Regions from separate parts of the Homo sapiens genome. Here region 1 is linked to region 2. Evidence: chromatin contacts called from ENCODE Hi-C data. All regions are on one chromosome and are shown on one strand. The core of a region is the stretch at or near the end of the contact, and the rest is flanking DNA. Distances in the headings are between cores, read along the strand shown. Region 1 overlaps TMEM131 (transmembrane protein 131). Region 2 overlaps INPP4A (inositol polyphosphate-4-phosphatase type I A).

Region 1 (4,921 bases), core at 1,675-4,174, 550 kb after region 2:
TTCATGAACCTACACAGCAGAGAAAATTGTGTAGAACTAAATACATGAACAAACACAAATGAGGACATACAAAACTGAGACCTTCTGAACAAGGCAGGTGGATCGTACCAGTGTCGCTGTGCTGCTTGTGATGTTATGCCATAGTGTTTGCAGAATGATACAGTGGGGAAACTGAGTTAAAATATAGCTCTTTTTACTATTTCTTGCAACTGCATGTGAATCTACAGTTATCTCAGTGAAAATTCATGTTAAAAATACATACACACAGAGAAGCACAGGAAGCAAAACAATTAGAAAGTCAGGAAAGACCCCTTTTGTGAGTTAAAAATTCTTAAAACTCCCTCACAGATGTCATCCATTTTCACTATGAGATGATTTGCAGAGAACTTTGTGGGGGAGATTGGGTTGATAAGAAGTAGGATTACATGTTGAGATCTTCATAATCAAAAGCAGACCTCATCCTCTACCTTCCCCCAACCCAGTCCTGGAGGAAGTATGTAATTTTGTCTCTAAAGGTGACAGAGAAGCATAGTCTCATCGCCTGCAAGGAAACTGGCTCCCAGGTATATCCCTGGGGAAAGCTGCCCAGTATGTAAGTAATACTCAAATGGCGCCTGGTGTGGCTTCCTGGTACCACGGGTTTGTGTGCATGTGCTGCCTGTACCATCAAGAAGCTTAAATTCTAGGGTGTGCAGACCTTGTCTTATTTCTAAGCATCCATGCCGTGTGCACAACTGCCACGTACCTCATTCTGAAGTGAATTTCATTTTATTTTTCTAACAAGATTAAATCTTCTGTTTAACAATAATGCAGTATAAAAGTATGGCCATCTTAAAATTTGTTAGCAATAATATAGCCAACTTCAGCTCATGTAAGCTAAAAGTTGGTTTTAGGCATATGCAGTTCTGTCAAGGATAGGTTATTGTATGAATGCAGTACTAGACCAGATCGAAGGATTTGAATTCTAACTCTTACCATTTGCTAATTTAGAACATTTAGAGGCTTAGTTTCTTTATCTGTAAAATGAATTCTGTATTTATCTCCAGTGTGTTAAGAACTGCAAGGACCACTGGAAATACAAACACAGTTAAGACAGTAACGCACTTTGAATTAAAAGGCAAGGAGATGTTATTACAAATGAACATCTAAATTATTGATATCTCTATAAAATTGAGGTTGTAGTACGATGTTCAGTCTTGGCCTGTGTACGTTTTGGACCAGATAATTGGTTGTAGGGTAGAAGAAAGAGCGTCCTGTGCATTACCGGGTGTTTAGCAGCAGGCCGGACTCTACACACTTAATGTTAGTGGCCCCCTGATTTGCGACAAACAAAAATGCCTCTTAGTTTTTTAACTCTTTTAGAATTTGTCCAGCATGTTTTTTGGTGTTAATAAAAACCCGCACACAGAGAAATGCTTCTGGACGTTGCCAAATTCCCCCAGGGAAACAAAATTGCCCTCGGTTGAGAACCACTGAGTTACAGGGATAAAATTATCAGATGTGTTCGTTTTATAAAAGAATTTAATAATATTTTAAAGCATATCACATATATTTTTGCCGAGGCTGGTCTATTTGATTGGAAGAAGAGTCCATTTTCCTCCCGCATATCCCCTTTTGGAGTTGGGAGTGCATTCTGAGAGAAGCTGTGCTCAGATTATTTGGAATCTGCACCCTAGTGAGGAGCGAGGTTGAAGCTGAAGTCCTTAAGTATGACAGAAGCATGGGTGGGAAGGTACCGAAAGACCAAAGAATTTGGGGATGGGGAGGTAGGAAAGGTGTCTCCAAACTCACATGCATATACATATTTTCCTTAACACCTGAGGTGAAAGAACACCCCTGTTATATCTTGTCTGTTCTAAAGAGATGTGGTGAAGAGAATTTGCAGTGAGTTAAGAATCACTAAAGTTTCTGTGATTCAGTGAAATTGCCTTTGAAACATTGTAGGAGTGTCTTATATTTGATAGAAGATTAAAAAAATGCATGGCATGGGCATTTTCTAGGGCTCTGAGTACTCTTAATAGACCCTTATCTCTGGATGTGAATTCATGAGGTTCAAAGGTCCCTGCCAGTCAAATGGCAAACTATGGAATTTCCCTGTCCTCTAGAGATTGCTTTACTGTCTACTGAGGTTGATCATCTTTTTCATATGGTTATTGGCCATTTATTTTTCTTTAGTGAATTGTCTTCTTGCCCTTTGCTTACATTTCAGTCACAACATTGGTTTTCCCATTTCCTTTTTTCCTTTTCACTGTCGAATTATAACAGTTTTTATGTATCTTTACATTGTAAAGTTATTAATGTTGTAATCCTTATTTGCCTGTTTTTATCCTTATTCAGTGTTTATTTTTGCCCATTCTCTGACCTTTGACATTTCTGCATTTTGTATTAAATTGTTATAGTTAGGTTCCAGTTGTTTGATGCAATCCTTTTGTCTTTATATAAACAGTTGAGTTTATCTTATTTAGTCTCACTGTAGATGTGTTTAATCTTTTCCATCTGCTTTTTATGCATTCATATTGGCTTTTGTTTTGTTTTTAATCTCTTGATAATGGGGCTCAATTTTCAGATATACTTTTAAGATATGTTTATGCCTTTATTTCTCAAATTGCTTCAGAAACAAAATAGTGTCTATTGTGATCTTCCTTATTCTCATAACACTTAAGGATGTGTTGGCATGTTCTGAGATTTTTATTCTTGTTTATTACAGTTAAATGATTATTTTTCTGTTTTGTGGCATATACTTCAAAAACAATATTTATTTTCTGATTTTCTAACTTTATTTCCACAGATCCTTTGCATTGAGTATCTGCTTATCTTTCACAAGACAGCTTCCTCATTTGTGAGTCTTCGTATGAGTAATTTCAGTGGTCAGATTCTGTCTTCATGATAATTTTTTTCTCCTCAAGAAAGTGCACATGAGTGATACACGTCCTGAGTTCCTTTTCTGTAGACTTCATGTGAGACCATAGCTTCTCATGCTCTAGAATTCTGTCATAACCATTATTGATGTATAAATGACATACAATAAACTGCATGTGTTTAAATTATGTAATTTAAAAAGTTGGCATAATTATGTACCTGTGAAATTATTACTACAATCAAGATAATGGACATACGTGTCACCCTTAAAAGTCTACTTGTGCCCCTTGGTAATCCCTTTACGCTCCTTATCTTTAGGCAACCACCAGTCTGCTTTCTGTCACTGTCAGGAAGTTTACATTTTAAAACACTTTATATAAATGGAGTCATACAGAATGTACTTTTTTGAGGGTCTGGGTTGTTCCACTCAGCATAATTATTTTGAGATTAATCTGTGTTGTTTTGTATATCAATAGCTTATTCTTTTTATTGCTGAGTCGTATTCCATTGTACGGATATAACACAACTCATGTGTCTGTTCACCTGGATACGTGGAAGTTTGGGCTGGTGGAAATTTGGGCTGTTCCAATACTGAGCTGTAACAAAGCTGCTACGAACATTTATGTACAAGCCATTCATTGTACGGACAAATGCTTTTGTTTCTCTTGGGCATATATCTAGGAGTGGAGTGATTTGGTCATATGGTAGGTGTATGTTTAACTTTGTAAGAAATTGGCTTCAAACTATACTACAAGGCTATAGTAACCAAAACAACATGGTACTGGTACCAAAACAGGTATGTAGACCAATGGAACAGAACAAAGGCCTCAGAAATAATGACATTTATGCAGCCAACAAACATAAGAAAAAAAAACTCATCATCACTGGTCATTAGAGAAATGCAAATCAAAACCACAATGAGATACCATCTCACACCGGTTAGAATGGCAATCATTAAAAAGTCAGGAAACGACAGATGCTGGGGAGGATGTGGAGAAATAGGAACGCTTTTACATTGTTGTGGCATGTGTCAGAATTTTCTTCCTCTTTAAGACTGGATCGTATTCCCTTGTATGTATAAATCACATTTTGTTTATCTGTTCACCTGTCAATGGGCATTTGGGTTGCTTCTACCCCTTAATGGTTGTGAATAATACTGCTGTGAATGTGGGTTCATGCAGTATCTTTTTGAGCCCCTGTTTTCAGTTCTTTAGGGTATATACACAGAAGTGGGATTGCGGGTCGTATGGTAATTCTATGTTTAATTTTTTTGGGAACCACAATACTGTTTTCCATAGTGGCTACACCATTTTAATATTCACACTAACAGTGCACAAAGGTTCCAGTTTCACCACATCCTTGCCAAAGATCCTTATTTTCTTTTTAAAATTTTAAATAGTAGTCATCCAAACAGGTATGAAGTGGTATCATTGTGGTTTTGATTTGCATTTCCCTAATGGTTAGTGATGTTGAGCATCTTTTAAAGTGCCTACTGGCCATTTGTGTATTTTCTTTGGAGAAATGTTTGAGTCCTTTGCCCACCTTTTAGTTTGGTTGTTCTTCTGTTATTGAGTTGCAGGAGTTCTTGATATATTCTAGATATTAATCTCATCAGATATTTGATTTATAAATATTTTCTCCCACTGCATGGGGAATAGATGTAATTTTCATAATAAAAAGTTAAAGAAATTTTTCTTTACAGAAAATAGAAGAGCTCAACCAATACCAACTCATTTACCACCCAGACTCAACGGTTATTACCATTTTGCTGTGTTTGCTTTATCCATACACCTCCCCACACACACAAATTATTTTGCCAAGACATCTCAAAGAAAATTAAGGACACCCTTACACTTTACCTAGTACGCATCTTGAAAAAATTAGGACAGTTTTCTACATCTGCCACATTTTCTGCATAAACAGTCTCCAAAATACTATTTCAAAATAATATATATTATTGGGAAAAAATAATGCTGTTTTTTCTCATTTTGATGTAGCAGATAACCTTTTGGGATAAGTTCACTGATGGTATTCCTTATAGCATTGGCATTTTCTCGTACAT
Region 2 (4,509 bases), core at 688-3,187:
TAAAAACTACCCAGCCTCAGGTATTCTTTTATAGCAGCACAAAACAGACTAAGAGAACATCCAAGAGGAAAAGAAAAAGGCCCTTTCCCGGCTACTCTAAGAAACTCGGCATTCAGAAGCCTGGTGTAGTTATTCAGGGACTGCCCAAAAAATACATAAGTGTGAGACAAGCATTCATAAAGAAAACGAGATGGAAATAAAACTCTGGGTCCCCACCAGAAAGAAGACAGATAGACATCATCACCTGTGAGTGCCCTCCTCTCTCTCCTGTGAGTTTGGCGATGGGTCTATCCCCTCCAAGGCCTACCTGGCATAACCATAAGTGAGGGTTTTATGCACAGAAAGACCTCTGAAACCTCTGCCACCAACCAGCTGGGTGACAACTTCTCTGAGCCGCAATTCTCTCACGGGTAAAATGGGATGACAGACACTTATCATTCAAGGTGTCCAGAGGATTAAATGAAGTGCTGCATGCTGAGGCACAGCACAGCAACGACGCTTAGTGAAATTCCAAAAATGCCGGTGACTCATTGTAATCTGTGATAGGGAATGTCTGTCACCCCCTTGAGCCAACAGGTGCTGGTGCACAGTGAGTGCTCTACAGGGTTAGCTTAAAAAACATAACAAGGCCGGGCACGGTGGCTCACGCCTGTAATCCCAGCACTTTGGAAGGCCAAGGCGGGCAGATTGCTTGAGGTCAAGAGTTCAAGACCAACCTGGCCAACATGGTGAAACCCCATCTCTATTAAAAATACAAAAATTAGCTGTGCATGGTGGCGTACGCCTGTAGTCCCAGCTACTCAAGAGGCTGAGGCAGGAGAATCGCTTGAATCCAGGAGACAGAGGTTGCAGTGAGCAGAGATCACGCCACTGCATTCCAGCCTGGGCAACAGAGTGAGACTCCATCTCAAAAAAACAAAAAAACAAAAAACAAAACAAAACAAAAAACGTAACAAGAAGGTCCCTTCCTAAGCTACTGGGGGGAGGGCTGGAGTGAGACTTGTGGCAGATGGAGCAGAGACTGAGCAAGGTGGGCAGGGCCAGCCTGGGCACACAGCCAGAGAGGAAGGGGGAGGGCGCTAGAGTGAGACCCAAGCCACCGTCTGCTCAAGTACTGCGCCGAAACCAGGGTGGAGCCGGGAGGAAAAACCACAGGCCCTCACAGGAACAGGGGCTCAGCCAGAGAGTTGAAAAACTCTTTTTTCAAACCCATGTAACAACATAGTAAAATGACAGGGGATTATCTGTTCACCAAGTGAGTGCCCAGCAACATGACAAAATGACCCCAGAGTCAGCTACCCCAGAGTCTGGGAGAGGAAAGGACCATGGCCACCCCTAGGCCTCCCCAAGCCTCAGCTTCCTCATTAAGCCCACTGTATGTGGGACAGTATGGTCCTCATCAGGCTGCTGTGAGGTATGGCAGGTCAAATAATGCCCCCTGCAAAAGAGGTTCACGTTCAAATCCTTGGAACCTATTAATGTTACCTTATACAGCAAAGGATTTGCAGACTCAATTAAGTTTCGAATCTTGAGATGAGATTATCCTAGATTACACTGGTAGGCCCCAAATGCCATCACAAATGTCCTTATATGAAGGCAGGAGATTTCGGAGAGAAGAGAGGGCCGTGTGACAGAAGCAGAGAGAAGCGGAGTCACGGAGAGAAGATGTTACCCTGCTGGTGTGAAGATGAGGAAGGGGCCGGCAGCCGAGGCAAGCCAGCAGCCACAGAATGGATTCCGCCCTAAGCTACTGGAGGGAACATGGCCTTGCCCACAGCTTGATTCAGCCCAGTGATTCTGGAGGCCAGAACAGTGAGAGAATAAGTTCCTTTCGCTTTAAGCCACCGAGTTTGTTACAGCAACCACAGGAAGCTAATACAAGGGATTAAAAGGGAAGTGGATACAAAGCAATCAGCACGCTATCTGGCACGTGGTAGGAACTCGAGAATCCCCATTAGTGAAGGACAGTTCCTGACATCCTCCCTGGGCCACCAACCCATCCTCAAAAGCTGTGTGAAAACCTACAACCTTGTACTGCAATAACGAGCTCTGTACTCTGCTCACAAAAGCTCCTTCGTGTGTATCGTCTCAGTTGATTCTGTCCTAAAAAGGAGTTTCCAAGGTTGTCCAAGGACTCTCGGCTTGTCACATATAAATACAACACTGCCACAGGCCTTGTCTTCAACATTCAGTTCAATTAGTTAAAATATTTCACAGGATGGCCTCTGCTGATATCTCATGGAGCAGACCCTCCTGATCTCAGGCATCATGAGCTGTGATCAGGGCCATCTTACCTTGCAGAAACACAGCACAAGTACTTCTCTCAGCCACAGGCCTTGCAACTGTCAACAGAGAAGCTGGTGCCGAGTTCTGACATGGGAACTGAGAACTCTGCCCCTGTCAGGGCAGACATGGCAGAAGAAGAGGCTGGGCAGGCAAAAAAAGACACTGGCTAGCACTTGACCTTCCAAACTGCTTTTCAGCTTGACTCATGCAAAGAGGTTTATCTCTCCCCTAAACCCCCTGCTTTTTGTTTCTTCAGCCCTTGCTCTGTGCACCCCCACTCTCGATTTTCCTCTTTGAGGAGCGAGTCCCAAGTGTCGAAACCCACCATGTGCAATAATTCCACTTCCTCCGTCGTGCTCGGCCTCCATCATGCAGACCCTGGGGCCTCAGCTTCCCCTGGGTTGCTGCGAGGATGTGGCCCCATGAATCTGACGGCTCTCCTGCCCTCCCCTCTGCCCCATTTTGTTCGAGACTCAGGGCTGTGCTGTCCCAACCTTCCCCAGCCTGTGCAAGATTTGAAGACTGTCCCCTTCATCAAGCCACAGCAGCCCTCAGCCACAAAGAGCTCAGGGTGGAGCCTCAAAACCTCAAGAGTATCTTAAAGAAAAAATGAAGAAAAAGAAGAAGCCTATTCACTTCCTAAAAACAGCCATCTGCAGGCCCTCTGAGATATCTTTTTTGCACCCATTCTTCTACAAGCTTCTGCCAGCGCCAGGTTCACTGGGTGGAGACCGTGTACCCTAAGCCAACTGACTACTGACCACTATCAGGCAGGAGACAAGGGCTGTGCACGGAGCGAGCAGAGACTGGAGGAAAAGCTGCCTCAGCATTCCTCAGCCCCTGGCACCGCATGCAGCAGACCCTAGGGCTAACAGCTCACACCTACCAGACCTTCACTTGACCATGGACGCTCATGGCTCTGGTCTGCCCTAAATCCCGCACAGGGGCTTGTAAGCAGTCTCGCAGGCACATGCCTGTGAGCCCTCCGCAGGTGGCTACTACTTCCTGCTCTCCTACAGACAGACCCCAGGGCCAGCTCCACAAGTCAATTCCTTTGTGCCTGAAAACTACCTGCTGCGTGAGTGAATGAGAAGGGGCAGGTGTGCTCCCAGTTGGTAACTTTGCATCACCTCGCCTGTGATGAATGACCATGCCATATCACAGATTCAGAAACTGAAGACCACCAACCAACATGACTCCAAAATGTACGTGCAACGTGCTGCCCAGGCCGTTGCCTTCCCTCTGAGATGTAGAGCACCTTGGTTGGAACAGCTGAAATGCTGGGAGGGCATGGCCAGAACCAGCCTCAGCGAGACACCATCACAGCTGAAATGTAGACTTCCACACAAGCACTGTGTGTTCCTGGGCCTGGCTGTCATTAAGGTCCCTGCAGAACCATCTGCCCTTGCACCTGCAGCTTGAGTTGGCCGCTTGATAGGCCAGGCAGAGGAAAGCCCAACAGAGCCAATGTACCTGAAACTGGGGTCAAAAGCAGCTTTGACAAGCCTCACTCAGGATGCTACAGGTTAGTTTAAAATGTCTGTGGGCTGGGCGCGGTGGCTCACGTCTGTAATCCCAGCACTTTCGGAGGCCGAGGCGGGCAGATCATCTGAGGTCAGGAGTTCAAGACCAGCCTGGCCGACATGGTGAAACCCCGTTTCTACTAAAAATACAAAAATTAGCCGGATGTGATGGCACACACCTGTAATCCCAGCCACTTGGGAGGCTGAGGCAGGAGAATGGCTTGAACCCGGGAGGTGGAGGTTGCAGTGAGCCAAGATTGCAACAGAGCACGATTCTGTCTTGAATAAAAATTTTAAAAAATTAAAAATTAAAAATAAATAAAAAATAAAATGTCTGTGTGTTGGCTGGACATGGTGGATCACACCAGTAATCCCAGCACTTTGAAAAGCTGAGGCAGGTGGATTGCTTGAGCCCAGGAGTTCAATACCAGCCTAGGCAACATAGCCAAACCCACAAAAAAAAATTAAAAATTAGCCAGGCATGGTGGCATACACCTGTAGTCCCAGCTACTCAGGAGGCTAAAGTGGGAAGATCACTTGAGCCTGGAAGGCAGAGGCTGCAGTGAGCCATGATCCTGCCACTACACTCCAGTCTGGTTGACAGAGTGACACCCTGTCTCAAAAAAAAAACAATAATAATTAAAAAAATAAAAGGTCTGTGTGTAACTAGAAGGTAATATTTTATTTTATTTTTATCTAT

What was found. A loop is a pair of places that touch in the nucleus more often than their neighbours do. Pooled maps may share reads with other maps.
Region 1: a map with no recorded cell type shows a loop between it and region 2 (4-fold over the local background). The contact joins two enhancer-like sites. A Hi-C loop is called at or near these places in 2 of 37 single-sample maps with no recorded cell type and 3 of 50 pooled maps.

The regions. Positions count from the first base shown.
Region 1 is chr2:97,909,539-97,914,459 of GRCh38, reverse strand. The region is part of intron 2 of TMEM131 (transmembrane protein 131); the gene reads left to right. It also overlaps the pseudogene RNU7-96P. Among named protein-coding and RNA genes, the nearest start is that of TMEM131, 84 kb to the left of the region's middle. Within about 2 kb of position 2,924, at least 2 of the 41 ENCODE cell types and tissues checked have a DNase peak (open chromatin) inside an H3K27ac peak, as active enhancers do.
Region 2 is chr2:98,462,464-98,466,972 of GRCh38, reverse strand. The region is part of intron 1 of INPP4A (inositol polyphosphate-4-phosphatase type I A); the gene reads right to left. Among named protein-coding and RNA genes, the nearest start is that of INPP4A, 20 kb to the right of the region's middle. RefSeq lists enhancers at 555-1,119, 1,218-1,527, 1,538-1,677, 2,928-2,977, 3,164-3,679. Within about 2 kb of position 1,937, at least 25 of the 41 ENCODE cell types and tissues checked have a DNase peak (open chromatin) inside an H3K27ac peak, as active enhancers do.